2 separate regions of the Mus musculus genome follow, and region 2 is linked to region 1. A link is a loop called in an ENCODE intact Hi-C map of the cell type or tissue named here. Cell type or tissue: gastrocnemius. All regions are shown on one strand.

Region 1 (8,000 bases):
ATGCCATTGGCCAGAAGATGCCACATGGCTAAAACTAAGGGCTAGAGAATGAGACTCTGCCCCTTGTTGAGGGAAAATGCAGTAAAACCGAAAGGTCCGTGCATCTGCTGGGCAGAACCTGCAGGAGTGGTGGGCGGAGCTTGTGGCCAGGGCGTCTCTGTAGCTTTCTCTCCTGGCACTGGACAGCAGTGTAGATCCGCAGCCTGCCCAGCAAAGTGACAGACAGAAAAGCCACAGTGAGCCTTGTCTTTGTGTTGGCCATCTTCATAGCCCAGAGATAGGTGGGTGAGTGTCCTGGGGTGTTTGGAGATAGCATGGGGTCTGTGCGGGCACTCTGCGACTCATCAATTGAGCCCCAGGAAACAGGCTGTCTTTGTGTGGACTAGGCATTCTCGTGAGGAGAAAAGGGAGCCCAGAGTGGAGAACGCTCTGAGGAGCCCTGTTCTCAGAGAGGAGTGCCAAGCCACGCTGGGCTCTGCACTTGGCCAAGGGCAAGGCTTCTGTTTTCAGAGAACGCTGTGAGCTAAGCCAAGAGCCTGTTGTCCAGAGGCAAGGGCTAGAAGGTATCCAACCTGAGGAAGGCCAGAAACAGTGCTGCCCTCACACTGGCAATGTTTGGCACTTGCTCTCCAGGATTGGATTGGATCGCCCCAAACACCCTGCTCCCCCTACATTTCTTGTCTCCTGGTGGGAAATGTCAAGTACAAGACCCATGTTTGACTCTGGCTCTGAGCCTAGGATGGGGCCTGGGCAGCTAAGCACACTGTATCACACCATGCGAGCGCCACTCGGGCTCTACAATCCTTGGAGGGCCATGGAGCACTGCAGGAACCTCAGAAACTCAGGGTCAGACTTGGGGCAAGCCTCTTTATTCCTGAGCATTTTTGCTGGCCCTCTTCTGCTTTCTGGCTCACCAGACCAGTGCCGCATGTGAGTGGAATCAGGAATTTGTCCTTTTCACAGAAACAGCACACCCCAAGGGTTGGGGAGCACCCATCCTGGGATCTGTTTGCTTTATGCCTGGTAACTAAAAGCCAATGAAACATGCCCTGGGCAGTCTGGGGGCAATGAAGTACAGTCCTGGGGATGGAAACTCAAGAGCCTCATGCCACATCTCTAGTCTTTTATTGTTTTAAGACAGGGTTTCTCTGTGTAGCTCTGGCTGTCCTGTAACCCACTATGTACACCAGGCTGGCTTCGACCTCACAGAGCTCTAATTCCAGGGTTCTGGGATTAAAGGCATGCGCCATCATACCCAGCTCCAGCCTTCCTTTTTTTTTTTAATATTTATTTATTTATTGATCTATTTATTTGTTTGTTTTTTCTTTTTTTTTTACTTTTTTTTTTTTTTTTTTTTTTTAAAGACAGGGTTTCTCTGTGTAGCCCTGGCTGTCCTGGAACTCACTCTGTAGACCAGGCTGGCCTTGAACTCAGAAACCTGCCTGCCTCTGCATCCCAAGTGCTGGGATTAAAGGGGTGCGCCACCACTGCCCGGCCCAGCCTTCCTTTTCGAGGCTGACTGTTGTTCTACTGTGTGTACCCTGAGGTGCTCACCGCTTGCTTTCAGACATGGTGGTCAGGCTGTGGGCCCTGGGTTCAATGCTGTGCTGTCCCAGCACATGCCCAGCTAAGCAGGGCTTGGGCCTGGCAGGAGCTTTGAGCTGAATGCTAGGTCTTATGGAGGGAGGGCACGGTGTTCCATCCTGTGCGTAAGTCACCCATGGCGAGACTTAGCAGAAGCCTCGGTCATGTTCAGGTTGTCACCTCACCGAAGGTAGAGTGCAGTTGGACAGAGCCAGGCATGGTAGGCCCTGATGTCCTAAGATGGGTGCTGGCAGGCTAGGCAACTGAAGGAGTCCTGGTAGAAGCCAGTGCTGGTAGTGGGTCTGTCTGAGGAAGGTGCGTTCAGCATGGTGGCCTTGTCTGCGATTCTCAGCTTGTGGTCACAACTCTTTGTGGGTTGAATATCAGATACTTGCATTAGGATTCATAACAGAGCAAAATTACAGTTATGAAGTAGCAGTGAAATGATTTTATGGTTGGGGTCACCACAGCATGAGGAACTGTATTAGGAAGGCTGAGCACCGCTGCCTTAGAGTCTATCCATGGCTGAGTGGGCAGAACTGTGTGGTTGGAACAGGACACAGCCCCTGAGCTGCCTCCTCTTCCTCTGTGTGGTAGAATACGGTGTCTGTCACAGGAGGCTCATATGGGCAGTCTGCTGGCAGAGAGCATCTTCCTGGGTGAGAGGGCCAGTGAGGTGTGGCCTCTGCTGTTGGCACAGCTTCAGCTGGCATTTTCCTTGGGTTCAAGTGAGCAGGAACCCATGAAGTCACCTATGTGTCGCCCTCACCACAGCCGAGGCAGGCAGCCTCGGCATTTTTAGTATCCTAACCCAGGTCAGCTCTGTGCTGAGGGTCAGCTTGCTCAGGCCTCAGGAGACAGGAACTTCCTTTTTATCCTCTTGGAATGCGAAGGACAGCCTGAAGGTTGTTTGGAATTGACTTTGGAGTGGCTGATGGCCCAGATTGAGGCTCAGGTATGGCTAAGATGCATTTGGAAGCCAGCCTCAGTTCCAGGGCAGCAGCTGCTGATGGTTCCTTATGGGGACCAAGCTGTGACCTTGCATGCCTTAGTGGACAGACAGGTCTAGGCCTGAAAGAAGACTCAGCACGAGGTGAAGTGCTGGCTAAGTGAGGTGGGCATTGGCGAATATGAGCAGCTCTAGGCTCTGCGGCCTTCTTGGAGACCTGGCGTGACTCTTAACCGTGTGGCCTTCTTCTCTAGTCCATTTCCGCTACGTGGTGTTTCACCCCTTCCTGGATGAGATCCTCATTGGGAAGATCAAAGGCTGCAGCCCAGAGGGTGTGCACGGTAAGGTGCCCTGACCCCTGGGGTAAGGCTGGAGCACAGTGGGGTGGGCAGTAGATGTTGTAGCGCCAGACGAGGGGTGCCTCATCCCCTCATGTTCTCAAGGATGGAGTAAGGCCACAGCTTAGGGGCTGAGATAGGTGCTGAGCTGGTGGAGGTGACAGGCTCTAGTCCCTGTGGTCTCTATATGCAGTGAGCTGGGAAGGCTGGAGCTCAGGACTGGGAGCTGCCCGGGGCTGCTCAGCACATGTGGGTAGTATAGATACAGAATTGCGACTTTGAGGGAGGAGGGGACACCTGGGCCACACAGGAAAGAGACCCCATCTCATGTCATCATTTCTTCCAGTCTCTTTAGGGTTCTTTGATGACATTCTCATCCCCCCTGAGTCACTGCAGCAGCCTGCCAAGTTGTATCCTCTCAAGTATGATTTGAGGCAAGTGGACAGCCTGTGGTGACCCTGGCAGCTCTGTGATCTGCCACTGCTGGTGGTGCTGGTGTGAAACCCCAGGCCACCTCTGCTTCCAGTTCTGACCATGGTATCCACATGCCCATGTCTGACAGGCTGGGTAATAGAGCTGTACATATCTTTGGGGCTCTTGTCACCCCTAGTCACTTTACTCAGGCTGTCTCTGCAGGAGTCGGTTCAGATGTCCCCAGCAGCTTCACCCTGGCTGGTTGCCTCCATTTCCCAGCATGTGGGGTAGAGTACAGAGCTGTTTGTTTTCACCCCAGTTCTGGGACTGTTTTAATGGGAATGTCACTGGTCCCAGGAGGGGCTCAGGTGGTATGTGACAACTGCACTCATGGTTCTCGGCAGACATGGAGAATGCAGTGTGCCACTAGAGGGCAGCATGGCTCTGTAGGGTATGGGGAGGAGTAGGGCAGGTGCTCAGCCTCTCCTCTCACCCAGGCCTGCAGAGACTGTGGCCCTGCTCTGTTGTCTCTCCTCCTCCTCAGGCAGGCGGCAGTCAAACCTGCCTCTCATCTTGAGACCAGGGCAAGCCCACGATCTGCCTGCCTGTTAGATTAGTTAGATTAGGACTAACAGAAGTGCAGGGCACCCAGACAATTCTCACTTCTAGATGCGGGACTGTCATTCTCATCTTGGGTCCTGGTACAAACTGGCTCCTCTCCAAGGGGCAGAAGCAGCGTTCACTGCATTTCCTAGCACAGAGTCTCAACCTAGGGTTGGTTTTAACTTGGGTAAGTGCTTCAGAGACCCCTCAGCCTCATGTACTCCCATGACACGATTGTGGCCTTGACGCTGGACCCCAGTGATGAAGCGGAGCAAGTGTGGGTGTGGGAGTACGAGACGGAGGAAGGAGCGCATGACCTGTACATGGACACTGGGGAGGAGATCCGCTTCAGGGTGGTGGATGAGAGCTTTGTGGACACATCCCCCACAGGACCCAGTTCCGCCGAGGCTGCCTCTTCAAGCGAGGAGCTGCCCAAGAAGGAAGCACCATATACACTTGTGGTAAGCTGACAGGAGACTGCTTTTTTGAGGTTTCATTCCTAGAACCCTTTTAGCAGGTCAGGTCTCTTGTGAATGTCATCTGCCAGTCACACTAGTCTGCTTTTGAGGGCTGGGACCATGAGGTGACAAGGTTGCTGTAGATGATGGGCAGGCAAGGTGAAATTTTGGGTATCATGATCTTTAAGGCTAGAGAGATCAAAGCTGAGGCTGGAGCAGGGCTCCAAGTGTTTCTCAGGCTGCTCCCTCTGGGCAACTTTGGGAGCTCAGAAAGACAAGTCTGGGGTTGAGGAAAGATTACCTGATCCCACTTAAGGCTTTGGAGTCTCTTTTCTAAAACCCTGGCGAGCTAGGGCAGAAATGGTGGTATGGCTCCCAGTCTCTCCATAGCCTCCTAGCTGTTGTGAACCCTGACCTTCCTTTGCTGTGCTGGGCCTGCTAGGTGCTGAACAGGGTAGGGTACTAGTCCCTCGTGTCCCGGGCAGTCCAGCTCTGAGTAGTGATGAGTGTACTTGTTTGTTTTTCTGTCTCTGGCAGGGATCTATCAGTGAGCCAGGACTAGGCCTTCTCTCCTGGTGGACGAGCAACTAGCCCTGGAGCTCACAGTGACTGCCCAGCCTGAAGACCCTGTCCAGACTTGGGAAAGTAGAGAGCAGTTTGAGTGTTCTCCAGAGCCAAGCTTGGTGGGACCAGGAGCAGTGACAAGTGCTTGTCCTCTCCCTCCCCAGCACTGCTTCTCTGGTCTGGAGCCACCCTGAATCGTCTCCAGAGTGTCATGGATCCAGGCTGGCTTCTCACTTGCTGTATAGCATAGAGTAGCCTGGAGTTTCTGATCCTCCAGCTGGGATTCCAGGTGTGCAGTGCCACCTTGAGCCTATGTGGAAGGTAGGGATGGGTCCCAGGACTCGTGCACACCAGGGAGGCATTCTCCCAGGGGAGCTGCTTCCCCATCACAAGGACTGTTTGGTGGTTTTTGTAATTTCTTCAGGGCTGAGGATGGAACCCAGGGCCTCTTTCATGTTAGGTGGGTGTTGTACTACTGAGCTAGGCCCAGTCTATCCTATGAACTTCTGGCTTTCAGTGACGCAGAATACATTTAATAAATACTGGTGGCAGAGCAGGAACCTCCCCTTTTCATTAGCTGACATCACCATCTAAGGTCACTGAATTGTCAATCTGGGATAGCATGTCCTGCCTCACCCCAAGGTCCATTTAGAGATGACCTCTCCCAAGCCCACAGGCAGTAGATCTTTGTTTATGGGACCAGACTGAGTACTGAACCTAGTGGCGGTGTGATAAAGGTAAAGGTCACTGGACGGGGGTTTTGGGTCGGTGCTGTCAGCTGCTGCTGACGTGAGAATACCGAGCAGCACCCTTACTGCCAGAGTCTGGTAGGCAGAGCCTTCCAAATGAGCCAAACCCCTCCCTGTCTAGAAAGTGGAGATGGAGGCCTACTCATAGGAAGCCTGGGGCTGCTGCTGCCTCAGCTGACCATGAGGGCAGCCCCAGGTCCACAGATGACTGTCTAGTCCTACTGTCCCTTTCTCACTGGCACTTGTGTGATAAATACTGTTTTGTGACATACTGCCATGGCCTGCCTGGGCCTTTACATGTGAGATTTAGCTGATGCAGCCTAATGGAGAGAGCCTGTCTCCTCACATCTCTGCTGCGGAGGCTAGAGGGGCAGACAGCATGCAGCATTTGATTATTAGCTGTGTCCTGGGGCAGATTCCTTCTCAGGCTGTTTTAACTCTGTAGTCTACACTGGACTTGAACTCAGACCCATCTGCCTCTGCCAGGATTAAAGTGTGTGCCACTAGCAGCAGCAGCAGCAACAACAGCTTTGTTTTTAAGGTAGGCGCTGTGCCTACTCTCAAGGTAAAGACCAGGTCTAGTACTGTAGCCCCGGGGGAACAGAGGAGGTAGCTCTTGGTCTCTGAAGCTCTCCTCTACTGCAGGTACTTGTGACCAGGGTCCAGATGTGACCAAGGCCTGATGGAATCTTTGCTTGAAAAACCCTCCATTAGCTCATGCTGGTAATAGTAGACATCAATCACTCAGGCAGAACATTAATAGATATGGATCTTTTTTTTTTTCTTTTAAGAACAAGTTTCTCTAAAATCCTTCAGCCACCAGTGAAATGATCAGGCAGAATAAAAACTTCTGTAGAGGGAGTGCTGTCATCAAAAATAAATACAGTTGCATGGGCTGCTCAAAGAGAAACCAAACTGAACAGGAAGGCGGGGCTGGAACATTATCTTAAACGCCCTCAATGGTGGTTCACTGGGCTGAGGCTAGGCAGGAAGCAGGTCTGGTCACCATCTTAGAGCAGGAGGTCATGCTGCACAGACCAGATTAGGCTCTGATGATGCACATGGACCTGTGACAAAAGTGACATCCAGCAGGGTCCAGAGTGGGTCAGGACAGCCAGCCTGGCTCCTCACTGCTGCAGCTCCTTCATCCTGTTGAGGGCACTGCCTGCACGGAACCACTCGATCTGGGTCTCGTTGAAGGTGTGGTTCAGGAGGATGGTCTCCTGGGTCCCATTGGGGTGCTTGATGACGCACTTCAGAGGCTGCAATAGAAGAATGGGTGTGGGCTGGGGAGCAGACGGTGCTCCGAGGAACACAGTCCTCACTGGGGCCTCTTAAAACCCAAGATTGTATCAGGCAAGCTGTTGGATACTAAGTGCCAGGCCAGGGCTCATGTCTGGGTTGGCTTTCAGCTGGAACACGGATTTACAAGAGCTGTATGAATGGGTGTAGCAGGACAGGAAACAAGGCGATTGCCCAACCCCACCCACCCAAGAGATCCCAGGTTTGTTTCCCTCTTCCTAGCCTGACCTTTCCAGGGGCAAAGTCCTTCAGGCCTTGAATGGTCAGCTTGTCCACTGGATGAATCTTGTTATAGTCGGAGGGGTCAGCGAAGGTGAGGGGCAGCAAGCCCTGCTTCTTTAGATTGGTTTCTGTTAGACAAATATGAAGTTGCAGTGTGGTTCCTCTACCCAAGGCTCCTCAGGAGCCCCAGGCACTCTTCTCTAACACAAGGGATATGAGACAGACCCCACCCGAAACCCCAGTCCTACTGTGGGGCAAGCAGGCCATGGCTCCAGCACCCAAGCCTGCTGTGTGCCAGTGACCCTTTTCCACAGTAGCACTCCAAGCAGGTCTGCATTAGTCTGGATGTACATGCTGCATCCCTTAGATTTCAACTGACAAACTAAGAACCAAGACCAGTGTTATGGATATCAGACTTGGGCAGTGCCACCTTGGCCTTGGGTAGGTGGGACAGGCTATGAAATATGGCCGACTCCAAGTCAGCCATGGCAAAGTAGTGACCTGGAGCCTTGAGTGAAGGAGCAGCACTTGTCAATGGGGATGACTGGCTCACCGTGGATCCTGGCGAAGCTCTTGGTGATGATGGCCCGGCCCCCAAGGTGGCGAGGCTCCAGTGCTGCATGCTCCCGGCTTGAGCCCTCACCATAGTTCTCATCTCCAATCACCACCCACCTGATGCCATGTTTCTGTCAGGCAACAGGGACAAGGAGTGAGGCAGCGGAGGGTGCTGCCTGAGGGCTTGGTGGTGGTGAGGTACACATGAGAAACAAACTAGAGGAAATTGCTATCCCAACACCCAGGAGAACCCTGCCCGGGA
Region 2 (8,000 bases), 180 kb after region 1:
GCCATGCTTGCTAAAAATTGGACAATTGGGCCAGGCTTGGTGAAGCACACCTTCAACACCAGCACTTGGAAGGCAGAGGCAGGCCTGGTCTACCTAGCCAGAGCAGTCAGCTACATAGAGAGACACTATCTCAAAGAAAATAATGATAATAAATTTAATTAATTAACTTATTTATTTATTTATTTATTTATTTTCTGAGACAGGGTTTCTCTATGCAGCCCTGGGTGTCCTGGAACTCACTCTGTAGACCAGGCTGGCTTAGAACTCAGAAATCCGCCTGCCTCTGCCTCCCAAGTGCTGGGATTAAAGGCGTGTGCCACCACTGCCTAGCAAAATTAAAATAAAATTAAATAATCCAGAGATAAATAAACAAACCCAAAAGTTCAGACTTATTTGGAAAGTTCAAAAGAGCCTAAGTAGAATTTTATCATAGAAAGCCACTTTGTTGGAGATCTTTCTAGAAGGTAGTATTTAAGGTTGCTAAAAAGGACCAAGATAAAAAAGAGACTAAACAAACAGAGCATCTGTGAGTGTCCATGGTGCAGCCACAGAACTGCCAATAGACAGGCTGGATTTGAATCCAGATCTTTTGACTCCACACAGTGTTTATCTTACATAGTAAGTACCTGCTCTATTGATTCCTGAAGTACCCATTCCCAGGATGCAGTTTCTCTTTTTTCTCCTCTCCATCTTATGCACATGAGTGTGTATGTATAGTTAATCTATTGCAAATCAGCTGCGAGCCTGGCAGACTTCATCTTTACAAATGTTATCTCTTCAACAGACACTTGTTGTGCTAGTCAAACCCTTGGGAGCTTTGGCTTAAATACGCTACGGCAGGTGCTCAAGAGGGACAAGAATCTAGGGTTGTGTTAGCTTATTCAATCCACAAAAGAATCCTGGAACACAGGTCTTAGCATGCCCATTTTATAGGTGGGTAACTAAAGCTCAGGGATGAAACTGTCCAAGAGGAGAGGTCTGACTCCAGAGTCTGTGTGTCCTGCATGGCCTCTGGGTTCCTAGTAACTGTTCTTTCAGGGCATGTTGGAAAGGGAACGAATGCTCATACACTTGTCTTTTCTTTCTTTCCAACCCTCCACCCCCTGTACAAAGAGACAGGGTTTCTCTGTGTAGCCCTGGCTGTCCTGGAACTCAGTCTATAGAGCAGGCTGGTCTTGAACTCACAGAGGTCAGCCTGCCTCTGCCTCCTCTCCAGTGCTGGGATTAAAGTCACCCTCTGCCCAGCCACTTTTCTTTTTGTTTTAAGATTTATTGTGGGCTGGAGAGATGGCTCAGTGGTTAAGAGCACCGTCTGCTTTTCCAAAGGTCCTGAGTTCAAATCCCAGCAACCACATGGTGGTTCACAACCATCCGTGATGAGATCTGGTGCCCTCTTCTGGGGTGTCTGAAGACAGCTACAGTGTACTTACATATGATAAATAAATAAATCTTTAAAAAAAAAAAAAAAAAAAAAAAAGATTTATTGTATGTACATTAGTACATGTAGCTGTCTTCAGAATCACCAGAAGAGGGCGTCAGATCCCATTACAGATGGGTGGGAGCCCCCATGTGGTTGCTGGGAATTGAACTCAGGACCTCTGGAAGAACAGACTGTGCTCTTAACCACTGAGCCACCTCTCCAGTCTTTTCTTTTCTTTTCTTTTCTTTTCTTTTATTTTCTTTTCTTTTCTTTTCTTTTCTCTCTCTCTCTCTCTTTCTTTTTTTTTAAAGATTTATTTATGTATTATATGTAAGTACACTGTAGCTGTCTTCAGACACATCAGAAGAAGGCATCAGATCTCATTACAGATGGTTATGAGCCACCATGTGGTTGCTGGGACTTGAACTCTGGACCTCTGGAAGGGCAATCAGTGCTCTTAACTGCTGAGCCATCTCTCCAGCCCAGCCCTTTTCTTTCCTTTCCTTTCCTTTCCTTTCCTTTCCTTTTCTTTTTTTTTTTTTTCTTTTCTTTTTTTAAAGATTTTTTAAAAGATTTATTTATTTATTTTATGTACATGAGTACACCATTGCTCTCTTCAGACACACCAGAAGAGGGCATCAGATCCCATTACAGATGGTTGTGGGTCACCATTTGGTTGCTGGGAATTAAACTCAGAGCCTCTGGAAGAGCAGTTGGTGCTCTTAAAGGCTGAGCCATCTCTCCAGCCCCTTTCTTTTCTTTTTTAAGACAGGGTTTCTCTGTGTAGCCCTGGCTATCCTGGAACTTGCTCTTGAACCCACAGACATCCAGTTGCCTTTGCCTCTCAAAGAATTAAAGGTGTGTTACCCCGCCCTGCCTGCTCCCCTACTTTGAAAAGCTCTTCAGCTCTTACCAGTGTGACCACCTCCTCCCTCCTCACTACCTTGTGAGGCCCAGGATGAGGAGGAGAGAGAGCAGTCTCAGAAGCAGAGCCAGAGTACAGTTGCTCTCATATGTCACTGGTGTTTCTATGCAAACAAGCATTGGCTTGCTTGAGATAGACTCAAGATTATGGGCTCAAAGAAGAGGCAGTCTGAGTGTAGCAACTTTAGTGTGCGTGTGGGAGCTGGGGGTTTCTGGGTGAAGCCGTGAGAATCACGTGGCTAACATTAGGAATACTTAAGGTTTCTTGCTCTGCCCTTGTTCACTAGCTGTCACACACACACACACCCCAAAGCACACCGAACAATCACACAGTACCAGTTACCTCATATCCAAAACCAAGATTTAAAAACAAACAAACAAACAAACAAACAAAACCAGTGTGGCATGCACCTGTTATGTATGGAGGTATGAAGCAAGAGAATCAGGCATTTAAGGCCAGCCTCAACTAGTCTAAATTCTAGCCCACGATAAAGACTGAACAATGCCAGTTCCCAAACCTCCTGTGCAATTTACGTTGAAGTATTCCTGACAGCTTACTACATCAGGCAGCGCTGCTAATAGCACTCATTTCGGGGATAAGGCTACAGAAGCCAGTTGGATTACTACATCCTGCCTCAAATGAATTAGCTGGCAAGAGGCCTGAAGATGCTGCCATCCCAAGCTGCCAATGAAATACCAGATATCCTTCAAAGAGGAATGTCTGTCAATTAAGGAAGATTTGGCTGGATGCTAGCTTCTAAATTTTCCAATATGATGTCAGTTTGTTAAACTGGACTGTCAGAGACACCCCAACCAGAGGTGGGGTGCTATGAAGATAAGTACCAAAAATCTCACACCAGGAGATTGGTTTTAGAGGAGTCCTGACGTTTCCCTGTGAGCCTGCATGTCCTCACATCAAAGCTTGGAGAGTCTTGTTTGTTTGTTTGTTTGTTTTTTCGAGACAGGGTTTCTCTGTATAGCCCTTGCTGTCCTGGAACTCACTCTGTAGACCAGGCTGGCCTTGAACTCAGAAATCTGCCTGCCTCTGCCTCCGAAGTGCTGGGATTAAAGGCGTGCACCACCACTGCCCCACAAGCTTAGAGATTCTTAACAGCCACCACCTATTTATCCTGAGCAAAGATAAGCATATATCAAGTCTGTGTTTGTTTGTTTGTTTGTTTGTTTAATGTGCATTGGTGTTTTGCCTGTATGTCTGTCTGTCTGCATGAGGGTGTTAGATCCCCTGGCACTGTCTCTGTGTGTGAGGGTATCAGATCCCCAGGAACTGGAGTTATAGACAGTTGTGAGCTGTCATGTGTATGCTGGGAATTGAACCCAGATCCTTTGGAAGAACTGCCCATGCTCTTAACAACTGAGCTATCTTTCCATCATCAATATATTAAGTCTCTTACCATCGTAAAAGCTCTATAAGACAGGGATTGCTTTTTACCTACAGTTAGGGTCCACAAATTGCCAAAGAATGATACCCCACACTCAAATCTTATGCAAAAGCAAAGAGCATTTATTCAACGGAATTTCCTGGATTCAAGGGTCTCCCCATTGGGAATAGAGACACCTAGTGGGCATGCAGGCCCAGCTTTTATTCACAGACTTCCAGGGGTGAGTATGTGCTCTTTTACCTTGATTGGTTAGCTCCATCTCTAGGGGTCTGACTAATTCTCAGCAATTGGTTAAGACTCTGGAGGCCTTCCTGGGGGTTTGCTTATTCATTCCAGCTACCTGTTCCCGATGACAAGGTGTCTTCTGATTGGCTGCCCAAGGCTGTGGTTGCCTGATCACTGGTTCCTGGATGCAAGTTACCATTTCTGGCAAACAGAAACTTGCAGCCTAGTCTCCCAAACTGTCAGTTTGCAGCCTGTCATGGAGTCAGCCTGGCTATGGCTAACTCAGTCCTCTCACGACTTTCTGGTGAGGAGGTGAGGAACAAATACAAGCATTTAGTGATTGGGTCAAGGTCACACATCTAAGGACGATTCGGGCACAATTCAGTCGAAGACTTGATACCTGTCCCATAAGCCGTGACCACTGTACCATGATGGGGATCATCGTATTCTGGGTCTGTCACTCATTACCCCCAAGGACTTGTCACATGAGTAAGTCACAAGAGCTAGGAAGCCAAGGCTTGGCCTTGAGAAATTGACAAGTATATCATTCATGTATCCTTTCAGTGAGTGCCTTCTGTGCCAGGCTTTGACACTGTTATCTCCAGGGAGAGCTCCAACTCATGCCACACATGCCACACATGCCAACCTTGTTTGAAGTCCTGTTCAGGTTCGTTTACACATTTAAGAAGCTGCCAAGTCTCCACATCTCTAGCACAGTCCCAGGTCTATACCTCCCACAAAAGGTCTTAACTTGATGACGCTTAGGGAAGGACCCATTTAGCCTTAAGTTCCTTCTTCCTCATCTGTAAATTGGGTGTGTGTTGGACTAACCCCATACATTGAGATCTTTGGGCAACAATCAGGCCATGTGGGTGGAGTTCTCATGAATAGGATTGGTGCCCTTATAAGAGGAGACACTGGGGAAGACTGTAGGGGAGAGAGGGGACATCTGTAAACAAGGAAGAAGGCTGTCAGTATACCGAGAGTCTGTCCCTGCTGATCCTGGATTTTCAACACTCCAGATCTGAATAAATGCTTTATGTCACTAAAGACCCCCAGCCTATGGTACTTTGTTAACACAACCTGAGTTAGCATGGGGGAAATCCTAAGATAAGATAATGCGTAGTCTCTCATTGCTTAGCAACATGAGACACACTTTGAGAAATGCATTGCTAGGTGATTTTTATCATCTTGCAATCATTATAGAGTGAGTGTTCTTACACAAACCTAGAAGAGAGGGCCTACACCATACCTAGGCTACATGGTATATGCTGTCATGTATGTTGTTCATTGTTATTGGAAACCTCATTATAGTGATTGTTCTCCTCCTGTGATGATTTTTTTTGAGACAGAGTCATACTATATAACCTCGGCTAGCCTTGAACTTATAGAGATCTGCCTGCCTCTACCCCTAAGTGCTGCAATTAAAGGCATGGATCACCACATCTGGCTTGATGGTTACTTTTGTTACTTTTTGTTTTTTTGTTTGTTTGGTTTTTTTTTTAAGGGAGTTATGTATTTATGTATTTATTTATTTATTTATTTATTTATTTATTTATTTATTATACAGTGTTCTGTCTGCAGGCCAGAAGAGGGCACCAGATCGCATTACAGATGGTTGTGAGCCACCATGTTGTTGCTGGGAATTGAACTCAGGACCTCTGGAAGAGCAGTCAGTGCTCTTAACCACTGAGCCATCTCTCCAGACCCTTGATGATTACTTTTTTTTTAAGAATTATTTATTTATTATAAATAAGTACACTGTAGCTGTCTTAAGACACACCAGAAGAGGGACTGAGTCAGATCTCATTACGGATGGTTGTGAGCCACCATGTGGTTGATGGGAATTGAACTCAGGACCTTCAGAAGAGCAGTCAGTGCTCTTACCCACTGAGCCATCTCGCCAGCCCTGATGACTACTTTTATTATTTATATGTTTTATTGTGGTTTGGGGGATTAATAACAAAACAGGCCCTTACACACAGGAAGCATACAGTACTGCTGAACTCAATCCTCTGTCCCTGTGGTGGGGAATTTTACGTATAATATGAACAGGTTGGAAGGTACCCAGACATTTACAAACAAACAATGCCAAACATTGTCCTGGGCATCTCAGTGAGGATATTTTCTAGATGAGTTTAACATTGAAATTGACAGACTGTGTAAAACAGATTGCCCTCTGTAAGGAGGAGGGGTCTTGGCCAATCGGAGGGAGGTCTAGCCAGTACATCAAAGCAGAGAGGAAAGTCCCCTCTGTCTTCAAGCTGGGACATTGGATTTTGTTTACCGACTTTGGTCTCCAGTTGAAATATTACTTCTTCCCTGCACCTACCCATCAGACTGCAATGAAACCGTCAACTTTCTTGAGTCTCCAACTTGGTAAATGCAAAGCCCGAGGCTTTCTTGGGACTTGTCACAGAGTTGGGTACAGAGCTTAATTAATTCAGAACACGTGCAAGGCCCTGGGCTCGATCCTCATCAGAGCATGGGGGGTGGAGTGGGGATTATCAGTCTCCATATTCATGTGCACCAGTTCCTTACGAACAATCTCTCCATCCATCTCTCCGGTTAGTTCTCTGTCACTGGGGAACGTTTGGTTTGGGGCTGAAGCACATTATTTTACCTATCAAAGCAGACCTGGCCTCCAAGTTCTCCCAGCATCCCTCAGTCCCTACCTGGCATATCCTGTCCCCAACCTTGAACTTTTCAGCCCAGGTGTTGGGCTGCTCTTCCCCCAGAGTGTCCTCCATATATAATTCAGACATTTTGCTCGCTCTCTTTCTCTCTACCTCTTCACGTCTCCTCTTCTCTCTCTGCACACCAGAGGAGCTTCCCAATAAACCTGTCTTTAATATAATCTAATCTGGCTTGAATTGACTCATCTCACCGGTGAAGAAATAATCTATCAGAGAACCCTGATGCAGGCTCACCACAAGCATAAGTAAAGCATTGATGTTCGCATAATTGTTAATTTAAAAATAAGACAATGGAGCCAGACATAATGTCTTTAGCCCCAGCTCTAGGCAGGCCGATCACCTTGAGTTCCAGGCCAGACACGGTTACATGGTTAGTGTGCTTTGAAAGAGATATCCCCCAGAGTCCTGGGTATTTGGATACTTGGTCCTCTGCTGGTGGTGGTGCTGTGCCCTGTGGGAAGGTTTCGGAGGCGTGGTCTTGCTGAAGGAAGTATGTCCCTGGGGGTGGGCTATGGGAGTTTAAAGGCTCACACCACTTCTAGTTTAATCTCATGCTTGTGGCACATTGAGTTCCGGTTGCCAGGCCCGAGGCTTTCTTGCCAGAACAGACTTGTGCACCTCTCAAACTGTAAGCCCAAATAAACTCCTTCCTTAAGTTTCTTTGGTCATGGTGCTTTACCACAACAACAGAAAGTTAATTAGTACAGGAGTAGTAGGTCCTGAGTGTGGGTGGGCAATTGCTGGAGAGAACCCGCCATATTGTTTCTTGAAGGAATGGAAGACGACTTTGGAACGTTGGACTAGAAAAGCAGTTGAATGCTCTAAGCAAAGCTTAATGGGGTGGCATCGTGAGAACCCCGAAGATGAGTGCTGAGAGCAATGTGGACTGTGGAGGGCAGGCTCCAGATGTTTCCGAAGAGAACAATACTAGCTAGCCATGGGGCTGGAGGCCATTCCTGTGATATTAAAGGCTGCTTTTTTTTTTTTTGCTTTTGACCTGAGAATTTGCTTAAAAGGCAGTGGACTAATTCTTTGGGCAGAGACAATTTCAAGATGACTTAATATTCAATCAGTAGCATGGTTTGTTGAGACAGGGTCTCACTATGCAGCTTTGGCTGGCCTGGAACTTACTGTGTAGAGAAGGCCATCCTTGATCCTTCTGACTCTTCTGCCCGGGCACCAGGGTTAAAGGCTGGCAAGAGTCACTCTACCTGGCACAAAGTTCTTATTAACAACAGTTACACAGTTCTACAATGAAAAAAGAACAAGTTTCCCAGGAAAAAGTACAACATATACATTTTTAAAAGAAAAAAGGGCACCACTAAATATAATGTT

The links. A loop is a pair of places that touch in the nucleus more often than their neighbours do. Peaks named below come from ENCODE experiments on the same cell type or tissue, not always from the same donor. Only the 100,000 strongest peaks of a DNase experiment are listed, where the experiment ranks them.
Region 2: a loop joins it to region 1, with 2.8 times the contacts of the local background. A loop is called at or near these places in 6 of 42 quality-filtered maps.

What each region holds. Positions count from the first base shown.
Region 1 is chr15:81,913,549-81,921,548 of GRCm38, reverse strand. Aco2 (aconitase 2, mitochondrial) reads right to left here. Exons shown (of 18, transcript NM_080633.2): 16 at 7,737-7,869; 17 at 7,190-7,311; 18 at 6,412-6,921. The coding sequence ends at 6,787. It overlaps Polr3h (polymerase (RNA) III (DNA directed) polypeptide H), which reads left to right. Exons shown (of 6, transcript NM_030229.4): 3 at 2,788-2,874; 4 at 3,218-3,281; 5 at 4,148-4,349; 6 at 4,884-6,519. The coding sequence ends at 4,937. Among named protein-coding and RNA genes, the nearest start is that of Polr3h, 8.7 kb to the left of the region's middle. In gastrocnemius, a CTCF peak has its summit at 3,722 (motif pointing right); DNase peaks (open chromatin) are centred at 709, 2,282, 2,913, 3,721 and 2 more places; H3K4me3 peaks cover 35 bases; H3K27ac peaks cover 5,699 bases.
Region 2 is chr15:81,736,104-81,744,103 of GRCm38, reverse strand. No RefSeq gene overlaps it. Among named protein-coding and RNA genes, the nearest start is that of Zc3h7b, 5.0 kb to the left of the region's middle. In gastrocnemius, a CTCF peak has its summit at 3,913 (motif pointing left); no DNase peak of the experiment used is centred here.